Regions from separate parts of the Homo sapiens genome. Here region 1 is linked to region 2. A link is an interaction called in ENCODE POLR2A ChIA-PET data of the cell type or tissue named here. Cell type or tissue: PC-3. All regions are shown on one strand. Links, peaks and the distances in the headings refer to the core of each region. The heading gives the core; the rest is flanking DNA.

Region 1 (5,376 bases), core at 315-5,314, 97 kb before region 2:
AGATCACTTGAGGTCAGGAGATCGAGACCAGCCTGGCCAACACGGTGAAACCCTGTCTCTACAAGAAATACAAAAATCAGCTGCGTGTGGAGGCGCGTGCCTGTAGTCCCAGCTACTCGGGAGGCTGAGGCACGAGAATCACTTGAACCTGGGAGGCAGAGGTTGCAGTGAGCCAAGATCATGCCACTGCACTCCAGCCTGGGTGACAGAGTGAGACTCCATCTCAAAAAAAAAAAAAAAAAAGCAAAAATCCTTAGTGTACATCTCAATGAATTTTTAATTTTTAAATTTGCATAAACCTGTGTAATCACTACCCAGTTCAAGGCATGAAACATTTCAGACATCACTGAAGCCTCCCATATATTCCTGTTTTCTTAAGCTTTTAAGTGAAATAATTATATAAAACAGTACAGTACCTTGGACACAGCACATATTCAACTAGTTCCCTCCTCTTTACTTTTTTAAAATTTTACTTATTTATTTATTGAGATGGAGTTTCGCTCTTGTTGCCCAGGCTGGAGTGCAATGGTGTGATCTCGGCTCACCGCAACCTCCGCCTCCTGGGTTCAAGTGATTCTTCTGCCTCAGCCTCCCAAGTAGCTGGAATTACAGGCACCTGCCACCACACCCGGCTAATTTTTTGTGTTTTTAGTAGAGACAGGGTTTCACCATGTTGGCCAGGTTGGTCTTGAACTCCTGACCTCATGATCCACCCGCCTTGGCCTCCTAAAGTGCTGGGATTACAGGCATGAGCCACCGCACCCGGCCTCCTCTTTACTTTTTTAAATTTCAAGAGAGACAGGTATTATAGTAAAAAAGTGACTTTTTTTTTTTGCAGGATAATTCTAAACAAGTAAATGCCTAGAGATACTGCAGTTCTTTTCCTAACCTCATTTAACCTATTCTCTAGACGTATTTTGAAATAGCAGCACTGAACAGACCCGAAAAGAAGGCTCAGAGCAAATGAGACGTAAGGCCAAACTAAAACTAAATTTTTGGCTTTTGACTCTGAGCCAGGCACAAGCATACGGGGATTAGGAATCTAACAGTTTCAAGCTAACTCCTTGGTAAAGCATTGTGACCAATGAAATTTCTCTGCAATATGCACTCAACTCCTAGCCAGATACATTCCTGAAATGTTGCTTTTGGCCACCACAGCACCCGTTTTCATGAGGATTTGCCTCACATTTAAAAACGCTCTTAATATCCTGACCTATGATGAATTCATGTCCCTTTCCTTGTTTTAGAAGAGTAGACTGGGGTAAGAAGACAATCAGAACTCTTTAGTTATTAGGAAATGAGCCCTGAGTGTGTAAACTATCAAGAAATAATACAAGGAACTGAGTTTACATTTGTGATAGTCTGAAAAGTAATTTATGCTGAAACCTAACTACCCCTTTTCTCCAAAGTTTCTGGGTTTGGCAGTACTTCATGGACAGAATTGCTTTCTTTTAATTCAGTATCTATACTTGGGCTTGGTTTTTTCTTTTCTTTCTTTTTTTTTTTTTTTTACACAGGGTCTCACTCTGTAGCTCAGGCTGGAGTGCAGTGATGTGATCTTAGATCACTGTAACCTCAAACTCTTAGACTCAAGCAATCTTCCCACCTCAGCCTACCAAGTAGCTGGGACTACAGGTTCGCACCACCATGGGCTATTGTTTTGTTTACTTTAGAGATGGGGTGTTGCTATGTTGCCCAGGCTGACTGCAAACTCTTGGCCTCAAGTGATCATCCCACCTCAGCCTTCCAAAGAGCTGGGTTTATCTGCACCCATATACTTGGGGGCGTATTTTGATGAAAGGAAATAGTATGAAAAAGTCACAGAAGACAGCACCACTGCACTCCAGCCTGGTCAACAGAGTAAGACTGTCTCTTTAAAAAAAAAAAAAAAAAAAGTCATAGAAAACTTGAGAAAAACTATGAGGAGTAAGTTCTAGAATAGTGATGCTGGTGCTGAGCAGGTGAAGGAAGAAATAACTGATCTTTTTTTTGAACACTATTTAATTAATCACTTCAAGTGATCACATATTCTGAAAGAAGAAACTGGAAGATCTGTAAAAGTCTTGACAAGGCTTCTTGCCCTCACTGCAGTGCTTCTGTTCCCAATGTCAGACATCATTTAAGTTTGGGAAAGCAGGGAAAGGGAGAAGAAGGAAGGGATTAAATACACACATACTTCAAACCAAACATAACTTTCATTTCTACCTTGGTCAATCCTAGGCTCCTGCTCTCTACTTCAAGATGTTTAGCCAATGATGGGAAATAAATAAATAAAAGGAAAAAAAAGATGCTACTGTTTGCTATGTGAGTCACACATCCTGCTTTGAATGTTTCATGGCTCTTAAATGAATCATTTCAAAGTACAGGATTGTTCAACAAATAAAATACAACCACAGCAACAGTAGCTCATATGCTGCATGTGTGAGCGACATAATTTATAGAGGAAAAACAAGAACAGAAAACTTTCCCCCAAAATACTCAAAGATAAAATGTTGTCAGGGGAATGAAGGAGGACAAACTAAACAGAGGAGCGGGGACAACCCACCAAACTGTACCTAAGGTAAATTCATTTGTCTATGGATTGAGGAATTTTCTGTTTTGGGAAGGCTGTTGGAATATCTTAAAGATTCTGGCAGCTTAACAAATAAGTCCACTGTATAAAGAAAAGGAATTTTGAAAGCAGAGATATTATTTGATAGTTGGTCTAGCTGCCATGCTGCTGCTACAATGTAAGCTCCTCAAGAACAAGGATCTCTCCATTTGCTTGTTCATGGACAAATCCCAAGCACCTAGAACGGTATCTGTACACAGTAGGTGCTTAATATTTGTTGAATAAATGCCAACTAGCACGTCTCACTAAAGTGCTACAAAGCAACCCCAACCTACAAAACTTTTGCCCATGTAGGCCGGGCACGGTGGCTCACGCCTGTAATCCCAGCACTTTGAGAGGCCGAGGCGGGCAGATCACCTGAGGTCAGGAATTCAAGACCAGCCTGGCCAACATGGTGAAACCCCGTCTCTACTTAAAAAATACAAAAAATTAGCTGGGTGTGGTGGTACGCACCTGTAATCCCAGCTACTCGGGAGGCTGAGGCAGGAGAATCACTTGAACCCAGAAGGCCGGTGAGCCGAGATTGTGCCACTGCACTCCAGCCTGGGGGACAAGAGCGAAACTTCATCTCAAAAAAAAAAAAATTTTTTTTTGCCCATGTGTGCAATGGTGGGACAATTTTCATCATCCATATCCAAAAGGAGAGTTGGTATCTATCTTAAACACCAGCTTTTTCCTACGGAACCAGAGGCTGGGCCCAGTCAGGACCAAGAATACCCTAATGCAAGGATGCAAGAAGATCAGAGTAAGAAACAAATAGAATTTCAAAAATTGTAACCACAGGAAAAAGACAAAATGGCAGCAATGGGGATTTAAATCATTAGGAAGGATTTGACTCTTGGGGGTGGGGTGGGTTTGAAATCATTCCCAAAGGAGATTTTAAAGGAATGTAAAATACATTACCTTTCTGTCCTCTTGTCCTTGTTTATGATTTTATTTTCTGCTATTCTTCTACTAACACTTTCTACCCAGGTCAGTCTCTTACTGATCTGCGAAGTCTATTTATTTTCAATTTTGTGCCTCCACACACATTCCCATATTCCTTGAAATGTGTTCCTCTCTCCATTGTTTACTGGAATACTACCATTTTTCTAGGCCCAGCTGAAATCCAATAGCTTTTTGAAAGCTTCTCTAATGACTCCAATCTTCAGTGATCTATCTTTCTTGAACTTGTATAGTATTCAAATGGAAATTTATTTATATAATTATACATATAGAATTTTAGTCTATATGGTCTCACAATTTTTATCTTTTTAAAGTAGACTGTATGGGCAGGCGCAGTGGCTCACACCTGTAATCCCAGCACTCTGGGAGGCTGAGGCGGGAGAATTGCTTGACCCCAAGAGTTTGAGACCAGTCTGGGCAACAAGGTGAAACCCCACCTCTACCGAAAAGAAAAAAAAAAAATTAGCCAGGTGTGGTGGTGTGTGCCTGTAGTCCCAACTAGGAAGGCTGAGGTGGGAGGGATCACTTGAACTGGAGGCAGAGGTTGCAGTGAGCCAAGATTGTGCCATCGCACTCCAGCCTGGGCAACAGAACAAGGATGTCTCAAACAAAGTAGACTGTAAACTACTAGAGGGTTAAAAACATGTCTCACACTTATTTTTTATCCTTTTCACCTGCCCCACCTCTGGGCTTGCCCAGTTTGGCACTCAATAAATTATTGCTTCAGTGATTGGGTAAAGTTTTATATAGTGACATAAGAGTAACTGTTGAAAAGCTTTATCACTCTTGGATTCTCAGACCTTAACATGGCACACTTTCAGAAAGATCTGATGGCTTTCCAACTCCATTTGCAAAGTAAATTTCACTGTTCAAATCAGTGAGAATTAGTGTATCCTCTTGCCTACTTTTTTTGATACCAGATTCCCTTTATTACAGAAAGGCACCTAAGACAATTACAGTATGCTAGAGTTATACTGCTGTTGTATGAAAGGACACTGGTGCCATGGTCTTTGTGGGTCAATTCACTTTCTTAGGGTATCTGATTCCAGCACTGAATTTTATTACCAATTAAAATGTCCTGTGAGGCCAGATACAGTGGCTTATGCCTGTAATCCAGCACTTTGGGAGGCTGAGGTGGGCAGATCACTTGAGGCTAGGCGTTTGAGACCAGCCTGGCCAACATGGCAAAACCCTGTCTCTACTAAAAATATAAAAATTAGCTGGACATGGTGGTGCATGCCTGATAATCCCAGTTACTTGGGTGGCTGAGGCACAAGAATCACCTGAACCCAGGAAGTGGAGGGTGCAGTGAGCTGAGATCACACAACTGCATTCCAGCCTGGGCGACAGAGCAAGACTCTGTTTCAAAATATAAACTAAACTCAACTAAAATACCTTGTGCAAAAAAATGTGAATTTACAAGCCATTCCCTTTTAAGTTCCTTCTTCAATCCCCAAACCACTAGTGGTAATTTTAACCACATCCTTTTGAGCATTTTCTTTTAAGATCTCAATTATTTGAATTTTACAGGCAGAATATGAGCATATGAGCATCTCATAGGTGTCAAACAGTGTCAAGAACTGGATTCCTCCTTTAAAAAATCGTACACTCCAGTATCTGACAAAAGGAAAAGTATGTTACAATTAAATCAACAAGCTAGTTAGAGGGGAACAGAAAAAGAATTTTAAACCCATAGTCAACACTGAGTTGTTGGGTCTTCATCGTTATGATCTGGGTTTAATAGCAATGCATTATTATTCTACATCAAACTTGTCCAACCTTTGGCCTGCAGACCACATGCAGCCCGGAATGGCTTTCAA
Region 2 (5,376 bases), core at 233-5,232:
TTTGGATTGAAGAAGGAAGATATTGGAAACCAGAAGACATTTTGAATAACTTCCTGATTTTTAGGAGGCAGCACAGTGCAGTGGAAAGAGCATTAAATGGCTTTGGCTTTGGAGTCAGATGGATCCAAGATGGATTCAACCACCTGTTAGGGGTTGAATTGTGTCCCCCTCAAGTACATATGTTGAAGTCCTAACCTCTTGTACTTTGGAATGTGACCTTATTTGGAAATAGGATCATTACAGATGTCATTAGTTAAGATGAGGTCATACTCAGTAGGGGTGGCCCCTAATTCAATATGACTGGTGTCTTTATAAAAAGCAGAGGTTTGAAAGAAAAAAAAAAATGGAGGTCTGGCGCGGTGGCTCATGCCTGTAATCCTAGCACTTTGGGAGGCCGAGGGGGGCGGATCACTTGAGGTCAGGTGTTTGAGACCAGCCTAGCCAACATGGTGAAACCTCATCTCTACTAAAAATTACAAAAATTAGCTTGGCGTGGTGGTGGTGCGTGCTTGTAGTCCCAGCTACTCGGGAGGCTGAGGCATGAGAATTGCTTGAACCTAGGAGGCAGAAGTTGCAGTGAGCCGAGATCACGCCACTGCACTCCAGCCTAGGCGACAGAGCAAAACTCTGTCTCAAAAAAAAAAAAAAAAAAAGTGGAAACTTGGACACAGATACACACACAGGGACAATACCATGTGAAGATGAAAGCATAGACTTACAAGCCAAAAAATGCTAAAGATTGCTAGCAAACCACTAGAAAGCTATGGGAGAAACGTGGAACATATTTTTCCTCACAGCCCTCAGAAGAAACCAACCCCACCAACACCTTTATCTTGAACTTCTAGCCTCCAGAACTGTGAGATAGTAACTTTCTATTGTTTTATTTATTTATTTAGTTAGTTAGTTAGTTACAGAGGCAAGATCTGACTCTGCTACCCAGGCTGGGGTATAGTGGTACAGTCATCGCTTACTGCAGCATAAAACTACTGGGCTCAGGAGATCTTTCTGTCTCAGTCTCTCGAGTAGCTGGGATTACAGGTGCACACAAGCATACCAGCTACTTTTAGTAACTTTCTATTTTTTTTTAAATTTTTTTTTGAGACGGAGTTTCGCTTTTCTTGTCCAGGATGGAGTGCAATGGCACGATCTTGGCTCACTGCAACCTCCATCCCCCGGGTTCAAGCAATTCTCCTGCTTCAGCCTCCTGAGCAGCTGGGATTACAGGCATGTGCCACCACACCCGACTAATTTTGTATTTTTAGTAGAGACGAGATTTCACCATGTTGGTCAGGCTGGTCTCAAACTCCTGACCTCAGGTGATCTGCCTGTCTCGGCCACCCAAAGTGCTGGGATTACAGGGGTGACCAACTGCGCCTGGCAACTTTCTATTGTCAAAGGCACTCCGTTTGTGGTATTTTGTTATAGCAGTCCTTGCAAACTAGTATATCATCTATGTGACCTTGGCCAAATTATTTCATCTTGCTAATCCCTAGTGTCCTAATCTGTAAAGCAGGGGTCATTATATCTACCTCATAGGGTGGCTTTGAGGATTAAATAAAATGGCATTTGTAAAGCACCTGGCATAAGCGGCACTACATAAATATTATCTTGCATTTGTGAGACACTAATGTTATCCAAGAAAAGAAATACATCTCTGGAGATTTTTGAAAAGATTGACTGCAATTGTCAGGGTCGTGTGCAATACCACCTAAAGTCACAGGCTGGATAAGATGATCTCAGAATCCCCTTTTCCTGTTGGGTTCCTTAGACAGGAGCTCTGGCATTGTCTTGCTGTCTGTGAAAATGGTTTTTTTTTTTTTTTGATAGAAAACTGGTACAAGAACCAAAAGCACCCTTAAAGGCAGGAGGACTGAGGCCAATTAAACTAACAACTGTAATGAGGTGGATGTAGGAAGAGAAGGAGGCAAAAGAGGGTCGAGAAGTATAACCCAGATGCCTCAGGCCTCCTGAGTCCCCAGCTCACTTCCTTAGGTAAAAGATTTAGGCTGAGAGTTGTCCTCTCTTCAGCTCTGTAAGGGAAAACCAACAGAGGCCTCACCAGTCTCTGGAACGCCTAGCTCTTTCAGGCAGGGAGTCTTTTGCCAAAGCAAACAATCCCAGCTCTACGATTGTGCTCTGGCTGGGGTAGGAGAGAACAAAGATCCCTTTCTTTGCTTCCCCAACCCTATGGCTCCAGCCAAAGGCACTGTTTACACAATCTTCCCTGGTGAAGAATTTGTTCCTTTTCTCTCTAGGTTGCAGCTGGAAAAGATTGATTCTCTCCTTGCCTATTCGTTTTTCCCATGTCCCTGGGCAGGAAAAGTGTCCAATACCCAAACCTCCCACCTCCAGAGATGTGGGCATACTTAACAGTAACTTCAGGCCCTTTTGTGATGTGACAGAGAACCTTGATTTTAGTGGCAGAAAGCCTATCTGGCCAGGAAAGGGAGGCTGGAAACATCAGGAGCTTGGTTTCTCTACATTCCAATTCCATTTATTCCACTCTCTCATTCCCTAGGCTTTCTCAGGCACATTTCCAAAAGTGAATCAAATAATCAAAATCCATGGCAGATTTGGGCTCCTTCTTTTAAAGCCTGATCAGGTGGGTAGGATGAAAATAGTATTTTCTAGTGGGAGAAGTTATTCTTTAGTCTTTAGTTTATTATTAACTCCAGCAGCACAGATGTCTCCTCCACGCCCCGAAAACAAAAGCAAGAGGGAGAAAAGGAAAGCCCAGAGTGGTAGAGTCTAATTTTAGTACTGGCAGAGAATCCTAGTGTTAAGTTACTTCTGGTAAACTGGTAACTAAGAAACAACAGAGATAAAGATAATTTTCACAATTTAGGTTTCCAAGTAGTTTTAAGACCTAATTTTGCTTATTTCCATGACATCTCAGGGAGGCAGATAAGGTGTTACCCATTTCACACAAGAGAAGGAATTGAAGCACAGGAAGAATTAACCAAAAGCCATTCATGAGTGACTGGAACCCAGGATTCTGGGACTTTCAATCTGGTCAACTTCACAGGGCCAAGCTGCTTTCTGAAAAATTTATGGGTCTTTTGTACTGCACACATTTTCCCTGAGCTACATTTTCTCCCTATCTTAAATCCCTACTGACTATTCTCCTGTTGCTAAGCGAGCTATGGGCTAGCTGTTTGTTACCCTTTGCAGCTATGTTTTGGAAACTTGAAGTCCCTACTCCAGATGTTGGGAGATGGGAGTGGAAAAGCCATGGGGATACAGAGGGGTTACAAGTCTGTTTAGGCTCAGATACCATCCTGACACACACGCGCGTGCACACACACACACATACAGGCTCACCCCAACCACCCCCCAGCAAGATATGCAGAGTTCATTTCTGTAAAAGCAGCCACACAGTTCCTGGAAGGCTGTAATCCACTATGGTTAAAAATATCTATCTTGGGGACAGAGCCGAGCCAACCAAACAGCCTACCCATAAACTCAGAAAATAAGCAGTGGGGTAGAATGAACCCAGTGGTAGGCAAAATGCTACCTATCTGTAAGATAAGAGCAGGGATAGTAATAATAAGAAACACAGATTAAGGCTGGGCGCGGTGGCTCACACCTGTAATCCCACCTCTTTGGGAGGCCGAGGCAGGTGGATCATCTGAGGTCAGGAGTTCGAGACCAGCCTGACCAATATGGTGAAACCCTGTCTCTACTAAAAATACAAAAATTAGCTGGGCATGGTGGCGTGTGTCTATAATCCCAGGTACTCAGGAGGCTGAGACAGGAGAATCGCTTGAACCCAGCAGGCGGAGGTTGCAGTGAGCCGAGTTTGCGCCACTGCACTCTAGCCTGGGTAACAGAATGAGACTCCATCTCAAAATCAACAACAACAACAAAAACCCCAAAAAACAAAAACCAGATCAATCACCTTCACTGAGAAACTTCAGAAATTGTCCAGATTTTGTCTTTCCCTCTCCTCCAATGGTATCCTGACCCCAGGAAGCAGTATAGTATAATGGAAGGAGCTTTGGACAAGGGTTCTTATTCTGTTCTGTCACTTCCTACCTAGATAACCTAGAAAACTAAGTCATGATTCTTTTCTCTTTCATTCTTTTTTTTTTTCTGAGATGGAGTCCCACTCTGTTACCCAGCATGAAGTGCAGTGGCACAATCTTGGCTCACTGCAACCTCTGCCTCCCAGGTTCAAGCGATTCTCCTGTCTCAGCCTCCTGAGTAGCTGGGATTACAGGTGCATGCCACTATACCCAGCTAATTTTTGTATTTTTAGTAGAGATGGGGTGTCACTGTGTTGGCCAGACTGGTCTTGAACTCCTGACCTCAGGTGATCCACCTGACTCGGCCTCGTGAAGTGGTGGGATTACAGGCGCGAGACACCGCGCCCAGCCTTCTTTCATTCTTTTATTTTTTTCTGAGCAGAGTCTTGCTCTGTTGCCCAGGCTGGGGTGCAGTGGTGCAATCTTGGCTCACTGCAACCTCTGCCTCCTGGGTTCAAGTGATTCTCCTGCCTCAGCCTCCTGAGTAGCTGGGATTACAGGTGTGCGTCACCATGCCCAGCTAATTTTTGTATTTTTAGTAGAGACGGGGTTTCACCATGTTGGTCAGGCTGCTCTTGAACTCCTGACCTCGTGATCCACCTGCCTTGGCCTCCCAAAGTGCTGGGATTACAGGTATGAGCTACCACGCCCGGCCTCATTCATTTTTTTTTTAAAAACAGACAAGGTCTTGTGATGTTGCCCAGGCTGGTCTTGAAATCTTGTGCTCGAGAGAACCTTCCGCCTCAGCCTCCCAAGTAGCTGAGATTATAGGTATGTGTCACCCTGTCAGGTCCAAATCATGATTCTTGAATCTGAGTCTTAGTTTTCTCATCTGTTAAAACACCAACAAAACAAAACACCAAAAACCAAAAAACCACACACCTATTTCACATAAACAAAACAGATATACTAAGAGTATGGCATACGTTTAAAAAAAAAAGTTTTTTTTTTTTTGAGACAGAGTTTTGCTCTGTCGCCCAGGCTGGAGTGCAGTGGCATGGTCTTGGCTCACTGCAACCTCTGCCTCCTGGGTTCAAGCGATTCTCCCACCTCAGCCTCCTAAGTAGCTGGGATTACAGGTGCATACCGCCACACCAAGCTCATTTTTGTACTTTTAGTAGAGACAGGGTTTTGCCATGTTAGCCAGGCTGCTCTCAAACTCTTGATGTCAAGTGATCCGCCCAACTTGGCCTCCCAAAGTGCTAGGATTACAGGCGTGACCCACTGCGTCCGGCCAGGGTAGGACATTCTTAAGGGGTCACTTAAAAAATTCTGCCCACCTTAGCACTTCAAAAGATGAGAGAAAATTTCTCTTTGGTGGTTGGGGGAAGCAGCAGGAATAAATTATCTC

Evidence for each region. Peaks named below come from ENCODE experiments on the same cell type or tissue, not always from the same donor. Only the 100,000 strongest peaks of a DNase experiment are listed, where the experiment ranks them.
Region 1: POLR2A ChIA-PET joins it to region 2 with 8 read pairs; 6 of 35 experiments call an interaction of 5 or more read pairs at or near these places.

What each region holds. Positions count from the first base shown.
Region 1 is chr12:53,559,454-53,564,829 of GRCh38, forward strand. The region is part of intron 2 of ATF7-NPFF (ATF7-NPFF readthrough); the gene reads right to left. All of the region lies in intron 2 of ATF7 (activating transcription factor 7), which reads right to left. The region is part of intron 2 of LOC124902937 (a long non-coding RNA gene); the gene reads left to right. Among named protein-coding and RNA genes, the nearest start is that of ATF7-AS1, 48 kb to the left of the region's middle. In PC-3, for the core only: no CTCF peak of the experiment used is centred there; a DNase peak (open chromatin) is centred at 2,328; H3K4me3 peaks cover 708 bases; H3K27ac peaks cover 2,740 bases.
Region 2 is chr12:53,657,004-53,662,379 of GRCh38, forward strand. No RefSeq gene overlaps it. Among named protein-coding and RNA genes, the nearest start is that of ATP5MC2, 16 kb to the right of the region's middle. In PC-3, for the core only: no CTCF peak of the experiment used is centred there; a DNase peak (open chromatin) is centred at 2,118; H3K4me3 peaks cover 500 bases; H3K27ac peaks cover 2,322 bases.